Linked DNA regions of Homo sapiens: region 2 is linked to region 1. Evidence: chromatin contacts called from ENCODE Hi-C or POLR2A ChIA-PET data. All regions are on one chromosome and are shown on one strand. Each heading gives the region's core, a stretch centred on a gene start or an enhancer-like site at or near the end of the contact. The rest is flanking DNA. Distances are from core to core; before and after follow the strand shown. Region 1 overlaps MSI2 (musashi RNA binding protein 2). Region 2 overlaps MSI2 (musashi RNA binding protein 2).

Region 1 (6,038 bases), core at 2,330-4,829:
ACCAGATCCCTGTTGCTGTGGGTGAAGCCTCTTCCCTTTTTCCAAAAGGGAGAAAGGAAAGTGCTGGGCCGCAGAGATGGGGTGGCGGTTCGTCTGGGACGGGCGTGGGAAGAGTTTTTTGCCCGTTGTGAGGTGGAGGATGGTCTGTTGGAAGGCCCGCTGCTCAGAATGGCTTCGGGACATCATTGCTGGCTCTCCAGGAGTCCTGGTGGGCACTGGCAGGAAGGAGCGTGGGCAGGGCCTTGGTGCATGCACACTCCTGCCCCCAGCCAAGCCAGAACCTCTGCTAGCACCCTCGGACCTGCCAGAGCTGAAGATGCCTGCAGTGGGGGCAGGACCAACTCTAAAATGTGTGGAGCCCAGAACTAGAGGAAAGGCAGGGCCTCCTATTCAAAGATGATTGAGAAGCTGGCCTGAGGGGCTGCAGCCTGTGGAGGGCAGAGACATGCCAGGAAGCCTCAGCAGGGAAGAGCCGCCATCCCACTGCCCTCCCTCTCATCCAGGGCCCTCCCACTCTGCAATGTCGTTTCTGTGTGGGTGGGAGCAGCGGCCCATACACACGTTCCAACCCCTCAAGATACCGGAGGAGGCATTTCTCTTTGAACTGGGTGCTAAAGTTGGTGTAATACTTCACTGCATTTAGAACATTGAAGAGAGTGAAAAAAAATTTTTGTTTTTCAAAAAGAAGAACATATCACAGCAGAGGCACAGATCATATATATGGAGCGAGCCGGCCCCACATCTGTGGCCTGATGGAGTGCACATTTGGAGTCAGGTGATAAGCACAAGGAAGTAAAATCCTCATGCAGCCACCTTGCCCCAAACTTACCTTCACCTCCTCGGTTCCTGCTGTCCATGATCTTATCAAGAGGAAAGTGCTGCAGTGGCAGAAGTTGAGGACATCTCCCTGGCTGGCGCCGCCTCCAGCTCTCTTCTTAAAGAGGCCCAGACCATCGACCCAGAGGTGTTGTCACAGCACATGCTCAGCACTTGTCCTCAGACTCCTAGCCCAGCCCTGTGGGGCAGCCTGGGGCCTCAACTCATCCTTACCCCAGGAATTTTGACAGCTACCTGTGTGTCCTTGGAGCTGTGTGACATGAGCTGTGTGACATTTGCTGCTCGGGGATAACCACAGGGAACTGGGCTTAACATCTGATGAGCGTCAGGTGGGCCAGGCTCCCAGGGCCCATTCAGTCTCCACTTGCTGTTAGGAGCCACAGGTCAGGGCAGAATTTCCACTCCTTGACCCCACTGGTCACCTCCTGTCCCTGCTCCCTGTTGGTCTCTGTTGGGGCAGGGATGCCCTCAGTTCCATCTGCATGGCGGCAGCTTGTATCTCCCATCCACAGGAGCACCAGCCTGGGGCTCACTAGTGCCATGGGAGAGAACCCAGGACCTAGGAGAGAATGAGCCTCCCGCAATGTATGTCTTCCACCCTGCAAGCAGGAAGAGGGTCCCACGTTCAGTCTTTGACTCACAGTGGGTGGAGCCCTGGAGATGTGGGGGCTCTCACCTTTCTCCTTGCAGATGGGCCTTCCTCCAGCTTCTGCTGCTCCCATGACATTTTTCCTGGGGGCACATTCCCTGACCTCTGAGCATCTCAGGTTCTTCCTCTAAAAAATAAGAGACCTGGGATTGATGAGCCCCAGGACCTGAAGTATGTTTCTGGCCTTTAGCTTTTTAACTGTGAGAATGTTCAAGATGAATTCCTTTGCTGTTTTTGTGACTAGGGGAGGGAATGGGCAGTTGTTGCAGGTTGGGTTCCCTGGGAAGCAACTCTAGGAAGGGATTAGCAAGTGGGAGGTTTATCCAGAAGTGCTCTTGATCAGGAGAGGGCAGAGGGAGAAGCTGACTTGCGATGCCCTTCTGTAATGGGGTGGTTCTTCAGGGGTCCCCAGCTGGGGTGGGAGTGCCATCCTTGATGCCTGCACGCTGGCCTGTCATTGGGTGCAGCCCACCCTGTGAGGCTGATGTGACCTGGGCTTCCCCTGGGGAAATCCTGGAGGGGACTTCCAGCTGGGGACTATCTTCCAGCAGCACTCCCAGCCACTGGGAAGGAGGTCCTTCATTCCTGAAGGGGATCTAAGCATCCTGACACAGCACCCACTGTGATGGTGTGTGGAGTTCTGTTGCTGTCTAAGCAGGCCATGTTAGCAATCTTGATAGAAACAGCCAACACTTTCTGAGCACTTACAACACCAAGTGCTTAGCACAGTGCTGGCACCTACCATTGAACCTTGATGACAGACAGCCATAGGTGAACCGAGCTGCCCAGAGTCTCACACTGGTGAAAGCAGAGCTGGGACGTAAACCCAGCCTGTCTGACCTGGAGCTCAGGCTCTTACACTCTGCAAGCATTGTGCAAGGTAACTGGTTAAAGCGGAGGAGCTGGTCATTTTAAGGGTTTGGTATTTCCTCATTTTCTGTCCTTCTCCACAACAGCCTTCTTGCTGGATGACCGTGCTCCTCCATTTCCACTTGGAGAAATTAAGGCACATAAGTTTGGAATATTGCATAGCAGATTCCTGCAGCCAGACAAGGAGCAGAGCTGTTGTTAAAACCTGGATGCCAGTCGGCACGATGGCTCACACCTGTAATCCCAGCACTTTGGGAGGCCGAGGCGGGTGGATCACCAGAGGTCAGGAGTTCAAGACCAGCCTGGCCAACATGGTGATACCCTGTCTCTACTAAAAATACAAAAATTAGCCGGGTGTGGTGGTGGGTGCCTCCTGAAATCCCAGCCACCCGGGAGGCTGAGGCAGGAGAATCGCTTGAACCCAGGAGGCGGAGGTTGCAGTGAGCCGAGATGGCGCCATTGCACTCCAGCCTGGGCAACAAGAGTGAAACTCCGTCTCACAAAAATATAAAACAAAAACCTGGATGCCTCCCTTGGCCCTGTCCCTCACTTCATTTCCTGGCCTTCCATACGATGATTTGTGCCCAGGGGGAGCGGAGAATGGTGGCTTTCCAATCTTCTCAGAGTCACTTCATTTGCTGTCTAAAAGTTGTTAGAGATGGTCTGGAAAACACTGGGCTGATCGTCAATGGATTTAATCATTAGGAGGGGGAAGTTTGTTGCTTTATCCTTGTAAAAGTCAGATAAGATCTGGGACTTGGCATTAAGTATTGATCCCAAGTGGGGCTGGAGGGGAGGGACAGGGAGGGAAGAGGCAACAAGGTGCTGTCCTTCCAGTTTGCTCTGTTGTTGGCAGGAGGCCGGGGAGTAGACAGCCAGCGGGAGGGAGGAAGGGTGCACTGGCCAGCTCTCTCTCCAGTGTCCCCACAACCTCAGCCCTGATGGAGAAAGTGGAATGCGGGCATGTTGCTTGCTGAAATAATCTCACACTCACCTCCTTATGGGGGAAGGGAACCCTCCCCATTGTGAGGGTCACTGTAGAGGATCCTCAGCTGTCCTTCCCTCCAATTTCAGAGCCCTGGGTTCCTGAGCCCTGCACAGCTGGGTTCCTCCAGGGAAGATCTGGATGGTTGAGGCCTAGTTGAAAGGAGGTGAGGAGTCTCTGAAGCTAATCCCATAGCCTGGTGAGGGAGTGGTTTCTGGCAGAGGACATCCCTGTGGCCTTCATTACCCAGCAGGCCTGCTTGCCCTGGAACATTGCCAGAGGCAAAGGAACAGGAGACACGGGGAGAGAAATAAAGATTAGTGTGATGGATGACTCTTCTGCCAGCAGTTAGCAGTTGCTTATTAAATGCAATGCTAATGGCTTTGGAGAGGAATAACAGCCCTGAGACCCACTGGAAGGGGGTGGGATGGTTTTGTGAGCCCCAGCGAGCACCATCAGTGGCAGGCCTCTTGAACTAAGAGGGTCCTTTCCCAGAGTGGCTGTGGTTTATCCCAGTTCCTGGGCTGGAAAGGTGCAGTGGTTGGGGATCCAGCCAGAGGGAGGAGCATCCAGGCAGGTGGCCGGAGAGCTTGGGTTCTTCCTGGAGCTTGCTCAGTCTCTGTCCCGAAAAGCAGCTGGCCAAAGTTTAAGGTCTTTGTAATTTGCGTAATCGGTTTATTTATTAAAATGGTGCCAGTAAGATGTAACTTAAGCTGTGATAGAAGATAATGCTTTTCTAAGGAGGAAGAACAGCCCTTAATGTTTTGAATACCTGCCAGACACTCACTTTTGAAATTGACCTCTGAAGTCCAGATTGACTCTTTTATGTACGATGTATAAAGATGCCTAAGAATTGCACTGTCATTATTTGTTTATTGGTGTCTATTACTCAAAAAAAAAAAGAGGGCATAGAAAAAAGTTTCACAAAGGTGTAGGTTACATTTTAAAATAATTTAAAGCATTGCTTCACTTGTAGGTGTGGGATGTCAGACATAATGTATGCATGTCCTTCCTAATGAGAGTCTAACATTCTGACTTTATTTACCTAGGGAAGAACGTTGGGACTGTATAAGCTGTACATGTGACTTTGTAGGATGGAGGAATAAGTGTATTTGACAAAAACGATCAGACCCTCTGGCCAGAAAGGGCACAGTCCAAGAAGAAGGGTTGTTGGAGGGAGTAGAAAGTATGATAAGGATGTGTAGAATCACAGCTGGTGATGACACTTTTGCTGATGTGACAGGAGGGCAGCCTGCAAAAGATTGGCTCCCACGCTGCCCTCGTTTGGGGTCTGGAGCAGGATTTGCTGCCTGTCTTCCCTGCTGGCATTTTACCGGTAGTATTTTCCCCACCTCTCAAATCTGCTCTTATCTTTTCACTAATTGTTGATGGTGTTAAGTATCCATCAAATCCTCTCCCAAGTCTGAGATGTGTTAAGGGGTTTATTGGAAGCCTGTAAACCAACAGTTGGTCACTATTGGTATTGATCCTAATTCTGCACCAGGATTAGAAACCACTTGACAAGAAAGCGGACAGTCTGTCATAGACCACCACCAACAGCCAGGGTTCCTGGCCTCCCAGAGCTTTCAGTTTAGTCCGTAGTGTGATGTAACATGCCAGCTGGGTTCTCTTAGGTAAGTTCAGGGTCCTAGATGGGGTTAGGTGAAAATCCAGTTCTCTTTCCAGAGTGGACCATTGTTGGGTGGCAGAGGGTGGGGCGGTGGGCAACTGTTTAAGAAAGACATTGACCAACAGGAATCTGGGAGAGAATGGTGAGAATGGGGTAGAAACTCAATATGATTGAGTCCAAGAGGTCTTGAGGGGAGTGGAGAGCTGTGATGTGGTCATTCATTGCAGCCTTTGGGTACTTGAAGAGTTTCCATTGGAAAAGAGTTCTGTGTAGCCTCAATGTTGGGCACACTTGAGTTAGAACAAGGAAGAATCGCCTAGTCCAACAGTGGCAATAAGAGGACAGCCATTGCCCCTCTGCCAGATTCTCAGAACCCAAGGTTCTGTGCCTCCAGTGGGCTCATTCTAAAGCTGGGACTGTGTGAGGGGGTGGGCATGCTGCGTGCCCACCGTGAGGGGCACACCCGCCTCTTCACTGCCTTGCAGGGCTGTATCCCCAGGCCCTGTAACCTTGCAGCGATGGAGGGCAAAGGAGGGGGTGGGATAAAGAGTCAGCCCACCCTTTGCCATCTTTCAGAGACCAGCCCCGGAGCTGTCTGCACATTTTATTTTCTCGTTAAATAAACACCATTAGCCTTCCTGAGAAATTGGTGCAAACATGACCTCGCAAATAACCAATTAAAAGGGTAGGGTTGAAGGGGAATGTGAATTTGAAAACATGTAGAGGAGGCCATTAAGGATTCCTGTAGAATCTGGCAACATCGATCCAAGACCTTAATTTTATTTCTGACAGGAAAGCAAGGAGTGTGCTTTCATTTTTTTCCCCCGAGTTAACTCAATTCCGGAAGCGCCCATTCCGGCGCTGTCTCTTGAGATATTAATCAACACAGTAGCTTGGTTTCTGTTCACCTGCTCTTCTTTGGAGACACGGAGTAATACAAAGCCCTCAACTTCCTAGCAACAGGGCTGGGGGACAGGGTGCCCGGGGCAAGAGGGAGCTTGCAAAGCCAGGGGGAGTTTGGTACCCAGGATGAGCTGCACTTTTTTAGCCAAAATACAAATCTTAAA
Region 2 (6,038 bases), core at 1,206-3,705, 130 kb after region 1:
AATGGGTAATTACAATAGGATGCCATAAGCCCGGTAACATAAGCCTATCCAATGAACAGAAGTAGCACAGAGGAGGAAGTGATCAGCTTTGTCTGGGAAGTCAGGGAATGTTTCACAGGGGAGTGAATATTTCCACTTTTAAAGGACAAATAGGAGCTCCCCAGGGGGCCGGGGAACATCATGGGCAAAGCCACCAGACCTCGGGACAATGGAGTGAGGTGGAGGCCCTGCTTTATTCTGGCTGGAGAATAAAATGCAACAGGGGAGTAACTGTAGGTAAAGCCAGAGAGCTGGGCAGAATCAGAGCAGGGGACCCTTGGTACTACGCTAAGGAGACTGGATTTACATGGGCAGGGCCTGTGAGATCATGGGAGGCCTGAAACTAGGAACTGACATCAGATTTGTATGTTAGACAAGCTTTGACAACATTGTCCAGGATGGATTCAAGACGCAGGACTGAGGTGGGAGGACAAGTTACAGATAATTCGTGTACATTGTAAACACTCCATAGATGTTAGTATATAGCTGCTCAAGAAGCAGTAGGCCTTTTGCTCTTATCCATAAGACGATTAACTCTGGACTCAACATCATGCTAGGGGCTGGGGTGGGCTGCAGAATAAGTCCATGGCATGGTCCTTGCCTTTAGCCGACTTCCAGTCCTCTGGGGAGGACAAAAGTACACAACCGATGTGAGAGCTAGCCTTTAATAAGGATAGATTCCTACAAGGTCAGAGAGTACCCAGAAGGCAGGAAGCTTAGTGGAGGAGGCAAGACATGACACAGGGCCTGGAGAATTTGGAGTGGGAAGCTGTCTGCTAGGCAGGGAATATGGGCTTGAAGAGATAGAGACAGTCAAGGTTCTGGGAGATCTTGAAAGCCATGTTGATATAGTCACAGGAGAGGGAGGTTCGTATTCTTCATGCAAGTGGCGCTCAGTAAGGACAGAACCATCTAAAGAAGATAAGCCTGGCTGTAGCTCCACAAAGAACAGCCTGACCCCTAATCCTGGGGTCTGGGGCTGGGGCTGGGCTCGTGACCTGGAGCAAGGGGTGTGGAGTGAGAGGCATTGAGAAAGCAGACACAGGAGGGCATTCCATGGCAAATCTCTGCCTTAGTTCCCTTAACTTTCCTTTGCTTCTGCCAACAAGTTGTTATTTATTCCCTGCTTGGGGCTATTGTTTCCCATTCCTTTGCCCTTGAGGTGGCCACTGTCCCCTTTCTTTCTGCCACTCCATTTCCCTCTGTCCTTGTCTTTGCCCTCTCTGTCAAAATTTGGCTCAAAGTGCCAGAAAGCCATACCTGATTCACCCTACCTGGGGCACCCCCTCCTTTGCCCATGTCCTCAGTCCTCTTCCTCATGGGTGAGCTCTCCTGAATGAAAGGTGAGATTATGGGTCCTTGGAAGATATTTTGCATGTGTCTGCGGGTGGCACCTGCTTTCCCCAACAATACAAACCATCAGGCCTCCCGGCGGCAAAGTCAGCCTAGTCCTCATTCTTCATATGGATAAGTAATTACTATGCAATTAGAAAACACAGAAAATGAAGGGGCCCTTTGTTCCTGGTTGCTTATTAATATTAATTTTTTTAAAAAGGTCTCCCTTCCCAGCTTGGGATCCTACAGAACAGGAAGCAGACAAATAATGCCTTTGAACAGCTGTGATGGGCTGTTGAAATTAGATCTGTCAGGGGATGAGAACACCACGATGGCAGCCACTCCGTGGTATAGGCTAAGAGGGTTCCAGGGGAAGGTATCTTGTAAGTGGTCAATAGAATGCTAGAGACACATCCTAGTCAATTTGAATACAATAATGATAATAGATGTTAATAATAATAGCTCACATGTATTATGAGTGAGCCAAGTACCATGTCAAGCCCACCTGCCTTATCCCATTAAATTCTCATAACCCTATGAAGTGAGCACTGTCATTCTCATTCCCATTTTAAAGATTTAAAAACTGTAGTTTGGAAAGGATAGTAGCTTATCTGAAGTGGCAGAGACAGGATTTGAGCCTAAGCCTGTCGTCATTCTGTCCTCTAAGCCACTGTCAGCGGACGCTCCATCGTACCAGCCCTGGGATGGCTGAGCCAGGCTCTGCAACCTTAAAACAGACACTCAAGAAAAAACCACAGCTGCTCTTAACTAAATTCTCCATTATCCTTGGGGGAGGAGATAACCCCAAATCATTTACGAGTGGCCTCAGGAGGCGGTATAAGTATTTTTTGCACCTGCTCCTGCTGTTGCAGACACTGCCTGGCTTTGGCTGACAGGTTTCTGGTCCCTGAATGCACTCAGACCAATGTCAGACAAAGGAGGCCGGGAGGAGGCGTGGTCGTGTAAGAGGAAGCCAGCCTGAAGAGAATTATTGGAAGGGAACCTTTAGCTGAAACAAGGCTGAGGGAAGTTAGCCAATGCCCAGAAGAAACTAGGCGATGGAGCACGGGCGGGCTTCTCTGGGAAGACAGACGTCCTCTGTAGGGATGAGTCAACATTTTTTCCTGTGGGCTGCGAGGACCGCTTCTGGAAGGTCGCTGGGAAGCCCCGCCCGGCCTTAGGGCTGGGAGGGGATTGGCTGCCCAGTTGCTGGGGCTTTGCTCTGAGCCAGTGGCGGGGTGGAGGGGCGGGGCCAAGGCGGGAGCAGCGGGCTTCTTGGCCAATCATCCTGCAGGGAGGCTGGGCACCCGGTACCATGGCAACCGCGAGCAGGGCCTCATTTGTTTTGTAGATGAGTAATTACTACACAATTAGAGAAAGCTAAAAATAAAGGGGCCCTTTGTTCCTGGTTACTTATTAATATTAATAAAATGGTCTGCCCAGGTCTGTGGTAAACATTTGATGCCTGCGTGCCTGTGGCAGAGGCTTGTGTAGCCGGGAAAGGCACCCCAGCCCCGCTCGCCCCTCTTTCGGGAAGTTATTTCTGACTATATCCTGGAGAGGGTGGGCTTCTGACCTTGGGGAGAAGAGGAGAGGCTCAGTGTGACAGACATAGGATCCAGGATGTCCTGGAGTCCGGGTCCGTCACTGACTCAGGTGGAAAGGTGGCGGCAGCGTCACCATCCTTCAGAGAAAAGACAGACACACAGCAGCAAAGCAGACACTATGGACCGGTGTCAGAGGAAACCCCTAGTCCAGTTTTGCTGTGTCCTTCTGTGTTTTCTGGCTTTTGATTGATCAGCTCCAGGTGTGTAAAATAGTCGTTAAGTCTTCAATGGAGGTAGCCCCCAAGACTCCAGTGACTCCCCTCCCATCTGGCTTAAAGGGCACATTCCGTTCAGGCTTGGAAATGATCTGCTGGAGGTTTACACTGTGTTCAGGGTTGTCCCCGTGGCTCCCCATGCCCTGGCCTTCGAAGTTAAAGCAGCTGAGAGGCTTGCTTTCTATTCCTTCTCCCTCCTAGGGGGAGAGGTTGCCTTGTTGATTACTCCAGTGAGGATGATTAACAGCTTAAAAAAAAAAATAGAGGCAGCATAAGAGCATAGAAGGCAGAGTAGGGAATCAGAAGACTTGGTTCCAGGCCTGCTTCCACCTCTACTAAACGAGGAATTCAGACTAAAGGGTCCTTGGGAGCCATTTCAGCTCTACAGCTCTGTTTTGCTGCTGTTTCCAAAGCTGGAAATCCCTTTTCCTTGGAGATAGGAACAGGGACAGTGACAGTGCCTTAAGATCTGAGAGAACAGGCCGGGCACGGTGACTCACGCCTGTAATCCCAGCACTTTGGGAGGCCGAGGCGGCTGATCACTTGAGGCCAGGAGTTTGAGACCAGCCTGGCCAACATGGTGAAACCCCATCTCTACTAAAAATACAAAAATCAGCCAGGTGTGGCGGTGTGTGCCTGTAGTCTCAGCTACTGGGGAGACTGAGGCAGGAGAATTACTTGAACCCGGGAGGCCCAGGTTGCAGTGAGCTGAGAGTGCGCCACTGCACTCCAGCCTGGGTGACATAGCAAGACTCCCTCTCAAAAAAGGGGAAAAAAAAAGAAAAAAGATCTGAGAGAAGTGAGTGGAGAGAAAGCCAAGAGGTTCCAGGTGATAGGAAACTTCGTGGGAATTTGAAAACAGCCATGAATTGTTTAATGCATGAAGGCAATGGGAGGGACAGAAGCGGTTCCAGAACTGTGTATCATTTTACACATCTGTCCTCAGACTTCCATCCTTGGGTGTGGTTGATTAAATCTCTTAGGGTTTGATTCTGTGTGGATGGTATTCATGAATAATAGTGGACCTGTTAATAGCTGCTGTCAATGAGCAAATCAACCCAGAGATTGTGGCCAGTTCAGTGGCTCTTGAACTTTGCTGCTGTTCCTAATAGGAACTTTGATCCTGTTAGGATCACCTGGGGAGTTTTTAAACTGTGCAGTGGCCAGGCTGCATCACAGACCCATCAAACCAGAATCTAGCAGGGTGAGCCTCAGGCAGGCCCAGTGTGTAACACGGGGCTCAAGTATCATCATGTTCTTGCTGGATGTAAAGCTCCATAACATCTTTGTGGCTGTCACTGGTACCCCAGCCTCCTCTAACTGGGAGGTGGGGAGGTGGGGCTGGGATCTCTAGCCTGCTGCTGTGGAGCCCACGGCTCTCCAGCCTCCATTAGTCTTCCCAGCAGGGTCAGGAAGGCCACCCTCCAGGGTGGACCAAGGGGTTTTTGTCCTCATAGAGGGACCCTCCTGTCTCTCTCGAGGACAGGCCAGTCCTGGCTGAGATTAAGGGCATGTACCAGTAGAACTAGCAGCCTGCAGCAACTGTAAACAGAGAAGCAGCCGCCCTCCTTGACTGACCAATGGGAGCCTTTTGGTAAGGTCGGAGTTTGTTTGTTATTAAAGACCTAATTAGAAACATGAGAGGGAGCTGAATGGCTCTGTGCTTGGCTAATTAGTGACATGTATGCGCCTGCTTTGAACTTCAAGGACACAGAACTATTAGTGCTTACATCAAAAATGGATTAAACTCCTGTGCTTTTATAATTATTAAAAAGGAGCTACTCAAGTGGAAAGTCTTTTGTGTGGGTCCTCAAGGGGCTGCCCCTGGGATAACTTCCCCACCCCACCCTGCCCCCTGCCTGCTAGAGCCCCAGCAGTGAGTTTTCTATTAGATATGATTGGGCAGTAAATACCGTTCAGCCCTAGGGTGTGCCAGCTCCCAAAAGGACTTGGCTCTCAGCAGAATGGAGTGGTCTTTTAGGACTGAGATCAGCTCTCTGGGTGGCCCCCTGGGTCCAGGCACTTTCCTGGGGTGGGGGAGGGGAGTTCTAGCGAGGGCCCAGGGTTAACCAGGGCTTACTTTCCCTCTGGCAGTGCCCTCTCTGCTTCCACGCTGACCCCACCAGTACTGCAAGTCTGCTTATTCTTTGGGCTGTGGCGTAGTGGAGGGTGGCCTAGTCCTCAGGAGAGAGGCAGTCCTGTATCTCTTGGGGCAGTCAGATCCTGACCTCAGGGAACCCCCACCGTGATGGAAGAGATGTTTCCACTGCCAGGGAGCTCCCAATTTGGAAAGGCAACAGGGTCCAAGCCCTTAGGAGCTTCTACTCCAAGGCTGGAGAATCTATTCTGTGTCCTTGAATTTGCAGTTTCTCTGGGGCAAAGAAAGATCCAAGTAAACAGAGGAAACCTTGTCAAAGTGTGATTCCAGAAGGGACAACTGAGCAGCATGATTTAAAAAGCATGTGCCTTCAAGTTAGAGCCAGATTTGGTCCTGTCTGAGACACTGTGTGGCATTGGACACATTTCCTAGCTGTTCAAACCCTTGGTCTTCTTATCTGTAACAGGGGTTACACAGCTGCTCTTACAAGATGTTCGGAGCATGAAAAAAGATCGTGTGAAACACCTACCAACATGCCTGGCAACACAGTAGGGGCTCATAAGTATGAGTTCCCTTTCCAGCCTCACACCTGCAGAAGCTACAGCTTCTAGAACTTTGTGCTTCTTGCCTCATTGGTTTTCACCTCCAGGCCCTGTTTTGTCCCTACCAGTATCAGGCCTAACAGGGGCAGAGTGATATCTAATTCTTACATAGCTTTTCATCATGATTGAGAAGACTACATTA

Evidence for each region. A loop is a pair of places that touch in the nucleus more often than their neighbours do. ChIA-PET counts read pairs that join two places held with the same protein, here RNA polymerase II (POLR2A). Pooled maps may share reads with other maps.
Region 2: a map of posterior vena cava shows a loop between it and region 1 (3-fold over the local background). The contact joins two enhancer-like sites. A Hi-C loop is called at or near these places in 2 of 168 maps with a recorded cell type or tissue (Right ventricle myocardium inferior and posterior vena cava), 1 of 37 single-sample maps with no recorded cell type and 5 of 50 pooled maps. POLR2A ChIA-PET finds 5 or more read pairs at or near these places in 1 of 52 experiments (activated CD8-positive, alpha-beta memory T cell).

What each region holds. Positions count from the first base shown.
Region 1 is chr17:57,531,861-57,537,898 of GRCh38, forward strand. The region is part of intron 7 of MSI2 (musashi RNA binding protein 2); the gene reads left to right. Among named protein-coding and RNA genes, the nearest start is that of MSI2-AS1, 74 kb to the right of the region's middle. RefSeq lists enhancers at 1,906-1,955, 1,966-2,155. Within about 2 kb of position 3,580, at least 4 of the 41 ENCODE cell types and tissues checked have a DNase peak (open chromatin) inside an H3K27ac peak, as active enhancers do.
Region 2 is chr17:57,660,561-57,666,598 of GRCh38, forward strand. All of the region lies in intron 11 of MSI2 (musashi RNA binding protein 2), which reads left to right. Among named protein-coding and RNA genes, the nearest start is that of MSI2-AS1, 55 kb to the left of the region's middle. RefSeq lists a silencer at 2,402-2,694 and an enhancer at 3,873-4,479. Within about 2 kb of position 2,456, at least 25 of the 41 ENCODE cell types and tissues checked have a DNase peak (open chromatin) inside an H3K27ac peak, as active enhancers do.